Linked DNA regions of Homo sapiens: region 2 is linked to region 1. Evidence: read pairs that join two places in POLR2A ChIA-PET (ENCODE). Cell type or tissue: PC-9. All regions are shown on one strand.

Region 1 (4,000 bases):
CTACTTTGGGTTTAATTTGTTCTTTATTTCTAGCTTCTTAAAGTAGAAATTTAGATCGATTCCAAACCCTTCTTGTCCAACATAGGCATTTAAAGCTGTGTATTTCCTACTAAACACTGCGTTAGCTCTATCACATAAGTTCATCACATAAGTTTTCATGTGTTATTATCAAAGTGTTTGATTTCCAAGTATTTGGGAATTCTAGATATCTTGGTTTCTAATTTAATTTCATTGTGGTCAGAGAACATCTTCTGTAGAATTTCAGTCTTCTGACATTTACCAAGACTAATTTTATGGCCCAGCATATAACCTGTCTTAGTGAATGTTCCATTTGTAGTTGAAAAAAGTTTGTGTTGTTGCATGTAGTTTTCTATAAATCAAGTTGTTTCATGCTTTTGTTTAAACATCTTCTATATTCTTACTTTTTATTTTGTACTTACTTCATCTATAGCTTTGCTGAGGTTTTTTTTTTTTTGTAGAGACAAGGTTTCACCATGTTACCCAGGCTGGTCTTGAACTCCTGAGCTCAAGCAATCTGCCCTCCTGGGCCTCCCAAAGTGCTGGGATTACAGGTGTGAGCCACTGTGCCTGGCGGTATCTCTCTTTTTTACTGAGAGAGTGATGCTGAAGATCAACAGCTATAATGATATATTCGTTTATTTTTTCCTTTAATTCTATCACTTCTTTTACTCTTAAAAGCATTTATTCCGCCGGGCGTGGTGGCACACGCCTGTAATCCCAGCAATTTGGGAGGCTGAGGTGGGTGGATCACAAGTTCAGGCGTTCAAGACCAGCCTGGCCAAGATGGTGAAACCCTGTCTCTTACTAAAAATACAAAAATTAGCTGGGCTTGGTGGCAGCTGCCTATAGCTACTCGGGAGGCTGAGGCAGGATAATCCCTTGAACCCGGGGTACAGAGGTTGCAGTGAGCCGAGATCGCGCCATTGCACTCCAGCCTGGGTGACAGAGTGAGACACCGCCCCCCCCCCCCAAAAAAAAGCATTTATTAGGAAACAGGAAAGACTGAACAAGAACAAGAGAACTAAGCATGTAACTCAAGAAGCCAGAGAACCAAAGTAATCCCACAGTACACAGAAGAGAATAATAAAAATAAAAACAAATTAAGAATGGAAATGATCAATAAAACCAAAAGCTAACTTTGAAAAATATTATTGATCTAGGCACACTTCTGGTAAGACTAATGAAGAAAAAGAAAAGGTAGAATATTTAGAAAAGGAACAATATTTAGAATGAAAATATAACTATAAATACTCTCAGTTTTTGCCTCTTTTTTTGTTTGTTTGTTTTTTGGAGACAAGATCTCACTCTGTCACTCAGGCTGGAGTGCAGTGGCAATCATAGCTCACTGCAACCTCCGTCTCCCAGACTCAAGCTGTTCTCCCACCTCAGCCTCCTGAGTAGCTGGGACTATGGGCATGCGCCACCATGTCCAGCTGATTTTTTTTTTTTTTTTTTGTGGAGACGGGGTTTCATCATGTTACCCAGGCTGGTCTTGAACTCCTGAGCTCAAGCAATCTGCCCTCCTACGCCTCCCAAAGTGCTGGGATTACAGGTGTGAGCCACTGTACCTGGCTGGTTTTTTTTTTTTTTCTTTTCTTTCCTTTTTTTTTGAGACAGTGTTTTGCTCTGTCGCCCAGGCTGGAGTGCAGTGGAGTGATCTTGGCTCACTACAAGCTCCACCTCCTGGGTTCATGCCATTCTCCTGCCTCAGCCTCCTGAGTAGCTGGGACTACAGGCGCCTGCCACCACGCCCGGCTAATTTTTTTGTATGTTTTTTTAGAAGAGACGGAGTTTCACCGTGTTAGCCAGGATGGTCTCAATCTCCTGACCTTGTGATCCACCCGCCTCAGCCTCCCAAAGTGCTGGGATTACAGGCATGAGCCACTGCGCCCAGCCTGTTTTTTTTTTTTATAGTTTGTATTTTTCTGCTGAGATTCACCATGTTTTCATTCATTAGACCTGTCTTTTCCTCTAAATCCTAGAAGGTATTTGTAATAAAGACCGTGCCTGCTAATTTAAATATCTGAGTCATCTTGGGGTCTGTTTTTATTGATTGCTTTTTCTGTACATTATGAGTCAGATTTTCCTGCATTTTTGCATGTTAAATAATTTTGATTGTATGCCAGACATGTGGGTGTTATATTGTAGGGATTCTCAATCTTGTTATCTTTCTTTAAAGAAGTTTTCATTTTGTTTTGACAAGTAGTTAGGTTACTGTAGTTACTTAAATTACTGTAAGTGACTGGTCGTTAAGTTAGTTTGACCCTGCCAGGTTTGGTTTTATGCTTTGTTAGTATGGGTTTATCCTTGGTCCAGACACCCGGCCCTTAGAATAGAGGGTACTCTTTAGACTTAATGCTTGGCCTTTTTGGGGTCGAAACAAAATAACAGAGGTGCTCAGCAAAGTCTCTCCACCCTGGATGAACTGGTACTTGAATGTCTTCCAGCACTGTGAAACCTCTGTGTCTGTGCAGTTCTCAGCCTCACAGCCACCGCTGTCTGCTAAACTGCATAGAATCTGGAAGCCATGGACCCACAGGATGCCTCCCACCTTCTTCTGCCTACCTCTGTGTTCTGTCACCCCACCCATGCCCTCATCTTCTCTCAGATTTCTTGCCCTACAAATTCTACCTGCCTCAGCATCCTCAAATCCAAGTCTTTGCTTCCTCAGTTCACAGAGATGGCTGCTGTCAGTTTAGGTTTCATCTCCCTGCACTGTGTTTGGGAAGGTGCCCCAGGCAGGAAGTTGGAAGCAACATGCAACTTACCTTATGTTTTTCTCTTTCCTCAAGGGTCACAGCCTTGCCTTGCCTTGCCTGTCATCTAATGCCTGAAAACAGTCGTCTCAAATATTTTATTCAGCCATACAGTTGTTTAGGACAAAAGGATATCTAATACCACTTTTACTGCATTATGGACAGAAGCAGAAGTTCAATTCTGCATATTCTTTTTTTTTTTTTAAGATGGAGTCTCACTCTGTCGCCCAGGCTGGAGTGCAGTGGTGTGATCTTGGCTCACTGCAACCTCCACCTCCTGGGTTCAAGCGATTCTCCTGCTTCAGCCTCCTGTGTAGCTGGGACTACAGGCATGCACCACCACACCAGGCTATTTTTTTTTTTTTTTGCATTTTTGGTAGATAGGGTTTCATCATGTTGGCCAGGCTGGTCCCGAACTCCTGACCTCAAGTGATCCACCTGCCTTGGCCCCCCAAAGTGCTGGGATTACAGGCGTGAGCCACTGCGCCCAGCCAGACTTTTTTTTTTTTTTGAGATGGAATTCTGCTCTTGTTGCCCACGCTGGAGTGCAATGGTGCAATCTTAGCTGACCGCTACCTCCGCCTCCTGGGTTCAAGTGATTCCCCTGCCTCAGCCTCCCGAGTAGCTGGAATATGGACATGTGCCACCAAACCCAGCTAATTTTGTGTTTTTAGTAGAGACGGGGTTTCTCTGTGTTGATCAGGCTGGTCTCGAACGCCCAACCTCAGGTGATCCGCCCACCTCGGCCTCCCAAAGTGCTGGGATTACAGGCGTGAGTCACCGCGCCTAGCCTCCGGCCAGACTTTTAAATGTTAGCCTTGCAGGTAGTTGTGCAGTAGTATCTCCCAGCCTTAATTTGCTCTTCTTTGATGACTCATGAGGTTAAGCACCTTTTCATATGTTTACTGGCCATTTGGAATATATGTGTACCTATGTATCTCTTGCCAGTTCACCTCTTTTGTCCATTTTTCTATTTATGTTTATTCCTCATTGATTTTTAGGAGTTATTTATATTTTTTTTCCTTTTTTTTTCTTTGTTTGAGGCAGAGTCTTATTCTGTTGCCCAGGCTGGAGTCCAGTGGCACAGTCTCGGCTCACTCCAACCTTGACCTCCTGGGCTCAAGCGGTCCTCCAACTTCATCCTCCTGAGTAGCTGGGACTATAGGTGTGTGCCACCACTTCTGGTTAATTTTGGCATTTTTTGTAGAGTTGGGGTTTTACCA
Region 2 (4,000 bases), 340 kb after region 1:
CCCCCACTGTGAATGGGCAGCCCCCATAGTCAAGCCCAGTGATATTTATGCAGGAAAACAGACGACTATTTCCACGAAGTGGGTAAATGAAGACCACAAGTAGCCTTTTTCAGAACAGGTTTATTTCAGGTAAGGTTTTGCTCTCGAGTGAGGAATGGAATGCCTTGTGGCTTTTCAGAACATTTTGGACTTGGGAATGGAGGACAGGGCCCAGGACCTGTGCCTGCCACTTCACTTAGAGCGGTGACAGGAGGAATCAAGCTGGGACATGGCAGGCATTTGTGCTGAGACTGGCTCCTAGGAAGTGTTCTGTAAATGCAGTTATTGTTTGTCTGATGAAAAGATGGAGCTAGGGTATGTTCATAGCACATTCAGCCAGTGTCCATAGTGTGCTTTCTCCATGTGGCGTCCTGGGAACACAGCGAACAGGACAGGCAGAAATCCTCGTGGGGCATCCCTCCCCATCCCTTCCTCCCCACCTTCCGAGGTAGGACAGCAGTGTGGTCAGCGGTGTCGGCAGGTGCCGTGAGGATGGGAGGGGAAGGGACAGCTACCATGGGGTGGGCAGGATTGGCTCTCAGAGGTGTGGCATACCCTTAGCGCTGAGGCCCAGGGGAGGATTTGGAGAAGGGAACCCCCAGGGAGAGTGGCAGGGTAGAAGCCAGCGGGAGTGTCTGGGCAGGACCTCCATGCCACCAGCCTCATACACCTTTTCTTCCTGTCCTCTCCAGGCAGCCAAGCTGAAGGCCAGACTGACTTTGACGGAGGGGTGGCTCCAAGGGTCCGACTGTGGCAGTCCCTGGGGACCACTAGACATTCTGCTGGGAGAGGCCCCAAGGGGGGACGTCTACCAGGGCCATCACCTGCTTCCAGGTACAGCAGGAGCGCAGAGCGGGAGGGTGGGAGGCAAGGGGAGGCCCCCAGCGCCTGCAGTCTGGTGTCGTTGGATGCTTTGGGGGCCCTCCCAAAACAGCCCTGTTGCCATGGGCCTTTACTTCCCTAGCCCACCTGTAACTTTATTAATATCAGTCCTTGTCACCATGCCTCTGCCCTACTCAGACTCTAAGCTCAGTGAGGATGGGGCTGGGCTCATTCATTTATTCACTCCCTCCACAGGGGTGTCATGAGGCGCTGCTTCAGAGGCTGGACTGGGAGGGTCTTGCTGTCTTGATTCTTGGCCGTTTTGCTCTGCCATAGGCCAGCACGGTGCTCAGCACATAGAAAATCTTAATAAATGAGTAAATAAGACAAAAGAAGGAGGGCCAGGTGTGGTGGCTCGTTCCTGTAATCCCAGCACTTTGGGAGCCAAGACAGGAGGATTGCCTGAGCCCAGGAGTTTGAGATCAGTCCGGGCAACACAGCAAGACCTTGTTTCTATGAATGGAAGCAGGGAGGGAGGGAGGACCTGGAAATGGCGCTGAAATGGATTGGATTACTTTGTGAAGTTTTATATGTGTAAGTGCTACACTCCTTTAGCAGCCAGACAGAGGCGAGCTGAGAACCTGTTAGCAGGACTCACTGTGGAAATAGGGGCTATCAGATACCGTGTCTTAAAATGCCCACATGTGAGCCACATTGTGAATCAGAGCTGATTTGAAGGGTCCAGAATTGCTTGTGTGGCTCCAGAAGGCCTGGGTCTCTCCCGGTCCCTGTGTATGACTGACTTGCTGTGGGTAGGACCTCGGGTCATGTTTGCCTTCTCTGGGCCTCGGCCTGCACCTGGAAAATGGGGGTACTCTGCCTTTGGGACTACCTGTTGGTGCTCAGGGCTGCTGATGCCTGGGGAATGGAGGCCACAGAAGGGGACCCCTGGGGGTGGGGGCTTTTGTGTGACATCTCCACCACTTTGTGACCCCTGGGCTGTGGGCTTCCCATAGGGGCTCGGGAAGCCTTCCTGGAGCAGATGATGAGCCTCGAGGGTGCTGTCAAGGCCGCCCGGGAGCAGCTGCAGAGGCTGAACAAGGGTGCCCGCTGTGCCCAGGCCGGATCCCAGAAGACCTGCACCCAGCTGGCAGACCTGGAGGCAGTGCTGGAGTCCTCGGAAGAGGAGATTCTGCATGCAGCTGCCATTCTCGCGTCTCTGGTATCCCAGGGGACCCCCCTACCCGAACACACCAAACCTGGGCATTGGTCCCTGCCCCAGCCCTCCCATTGACCTGGTGACCTTGGGTATGACTCCCCACTTTGGGAGGCTTAATTTCATCTGCAAAGTGGGGATCACACAGTGCCTCCTCCTGGATTCAGCGAGAGGATGTTTGCAAAGGGCGAGGCATGTTCCGAGGAGACTGAATGCGCAGTAAGTGGTGGGCTGCATCCTTATTGGTGTTTCTGCATCCTAGGACTCCGCTCACTGAATGCCGATGTTGTGGCCAGCTTTGTGCATTTATAAAACGACGGGTGCCATCCAGTTCTGCCTCACAATTGGACCAGATGTGGCCCTTACCCTTTGGCGATGGGCCATCAGTTTCCTCCTCTTCCTCTTCTTTCTACAGGAGATTCCTCAGGAAGGTCCCAGTCAGCCGACCAAATGGAGCCACCTGGCCACAGAGGCCCGTGCCCTCGCCAGGAGGTGAGTCCCAAGACATGGTGAGCTTACACCTGGCCCTTCTCCTGGGGGTTCCAGGGTCAGAGTCAGCCCCACAGGTGCCCCCACCCAGAAGTTGGGATCAGATATTACAAGAGCTGTCTGATGGAGGCAGTGTCACCAGCATGGGGAGGGGCAGGCAAGGTGGGTATAAGTCCAGAGATGTTAGGGGCAAAGCTTGGTGGACTGAAGGCGTCAGAGAGCATCTGCCGGCTTTCTCTTTGTGAGAGTTGTGTAATATACAAGTTATTATATTGGGGGTATAGTTCACACTATACAGAGGCCTTTGCCCACTGCACTCCAGCCTGGGCAATAGAGTGAGACTCTGTCTCACTGTATAATTCAGTGGTTTCCCTATATTCTCAGGGTTGCAAAGCCATCACCACAACCAGTTTTAGGATTTTCATCATCCCAAAAACAAACCCCTGGACCCATCTGCCATCAGCCCCCGTTTCTCCTTACCTCCCCAGCCCCTGGAACCACTATTCTACTTTCTGTCTCTATAGATATGCCTATTCTGGGTGTTTCATAGAAGTGGAATCAGACAATGTGTTGCCTTTTACAACTGGCTGCTTTGCACAGTGTTTTCTTTTTTTTCTTTTCTTTTCTTTTTTTTTTTTTTTTTTTTGAGACGGAGTCTCGCTCTGTCCCCCAGGCTGGAGTGCAGTGGCGCTATCTCGGCTCACTGCAAGCTCCGCCTCCCGGGTTCGTGCCATTCTCCTGCCTCAGCCTCCCAAGTAGCTAGGACTACAGGCGCCTGCCAACATGCCCAGCTAATTTTTTTGTATTTTTAGTAGAGATGGGGGTTTCACTGTGTTAGCCAGGATGATCTCGATCTCCTGACCCCGTGATCCACCTGTCTCGGCCTCCCAAAGTGCTGGGATTACAGGCGTGAGCCACCGCGCCCGGCCAGCACAGTGTTTTCAAGGCTCATCCACATTGTGGCATGGGTGAGTGCTTCACTCCTCTTACAGTTGAATAATATCCCATTGTATGGAAATGCCACATGTTGTTTATCCGTCTTCTGTTAACAGACACTTGGGTTGTTTCATCCACTGCCTTTAAGGAGCAGCTTAAGGCTGGGTGCGGTGGCTCACGCCTGTAATCCCAGCACTTTGGGAGGCTGAGACAGGTGGATCACTAGAGGTCAGGAGTTCAATACCAGCCTGGCCAACATGGTAAAACCCCGTCTCCACTGAAAGTACATAAATTAGCCAGGCATGGTGGCACACACCTATAATTCCAGCTATTTGGGAGGCTGAGGCAGGAGAATCGCTTGAACCTGGGAGGTGGAGGTTGCAGTGAGCTGAGATTACACCACTGCACTCCAGCCTGGGCAATAGAATGAGACTCCATCTCAAAGAAAAAAAAAAAAAAAAAGACGCAGCTTAAGATCCTAAAAACACAGGATCTGTG

The links. Peaks named below come from ENCODE experiments on the same cell type or tissue, not always from the same donor. Only the 100,000 strongest peaks of a DNase experiment are listed, where the experiment ranks them.
Region 2: POLR2A ChIA-PET joins it to region 1 with 6 read pairs; 2 of 35 experiments call an interaction of 5 or more read pairs at or near these places.

The regions. Positions count from the first base shown.
Region 1 is chr9:130,726,773-130,730,772 of GRCh38, forward strand. It overlaps a transcript of ABL1 not described here. Among named protein-coding and RNA genes, the nearest start is that of EXOSC2, 35 kb to the left of the region's middle. RefSeq lists enhancers at 2,723-3,559, 3,560-4,000. In PC-9, no CTCF peak of the experiment used is centred here; a DNase peak (open chromatin) is centred at 2,079; H3K27ac peaks cover 1,917 bases.
Region 2 is chr9:131,070,753-131,074,752 of GRCh38, forward strand. LAMC3 (laminin subunit gamma 3) reads left to right here. Exons shown (of 28, transcript NM_006059.4): 18 at 732-873; 19 at 1,878-2,083; 20 at 2,493-2,569. Among named protein-coding and RNA genes, the nearest start is that of AIF1L, 24 kb to the right of the region's middle. In PC-9, no CTCF peak of the experiment used is centred here; no DNase peak of the experiment used is centred here.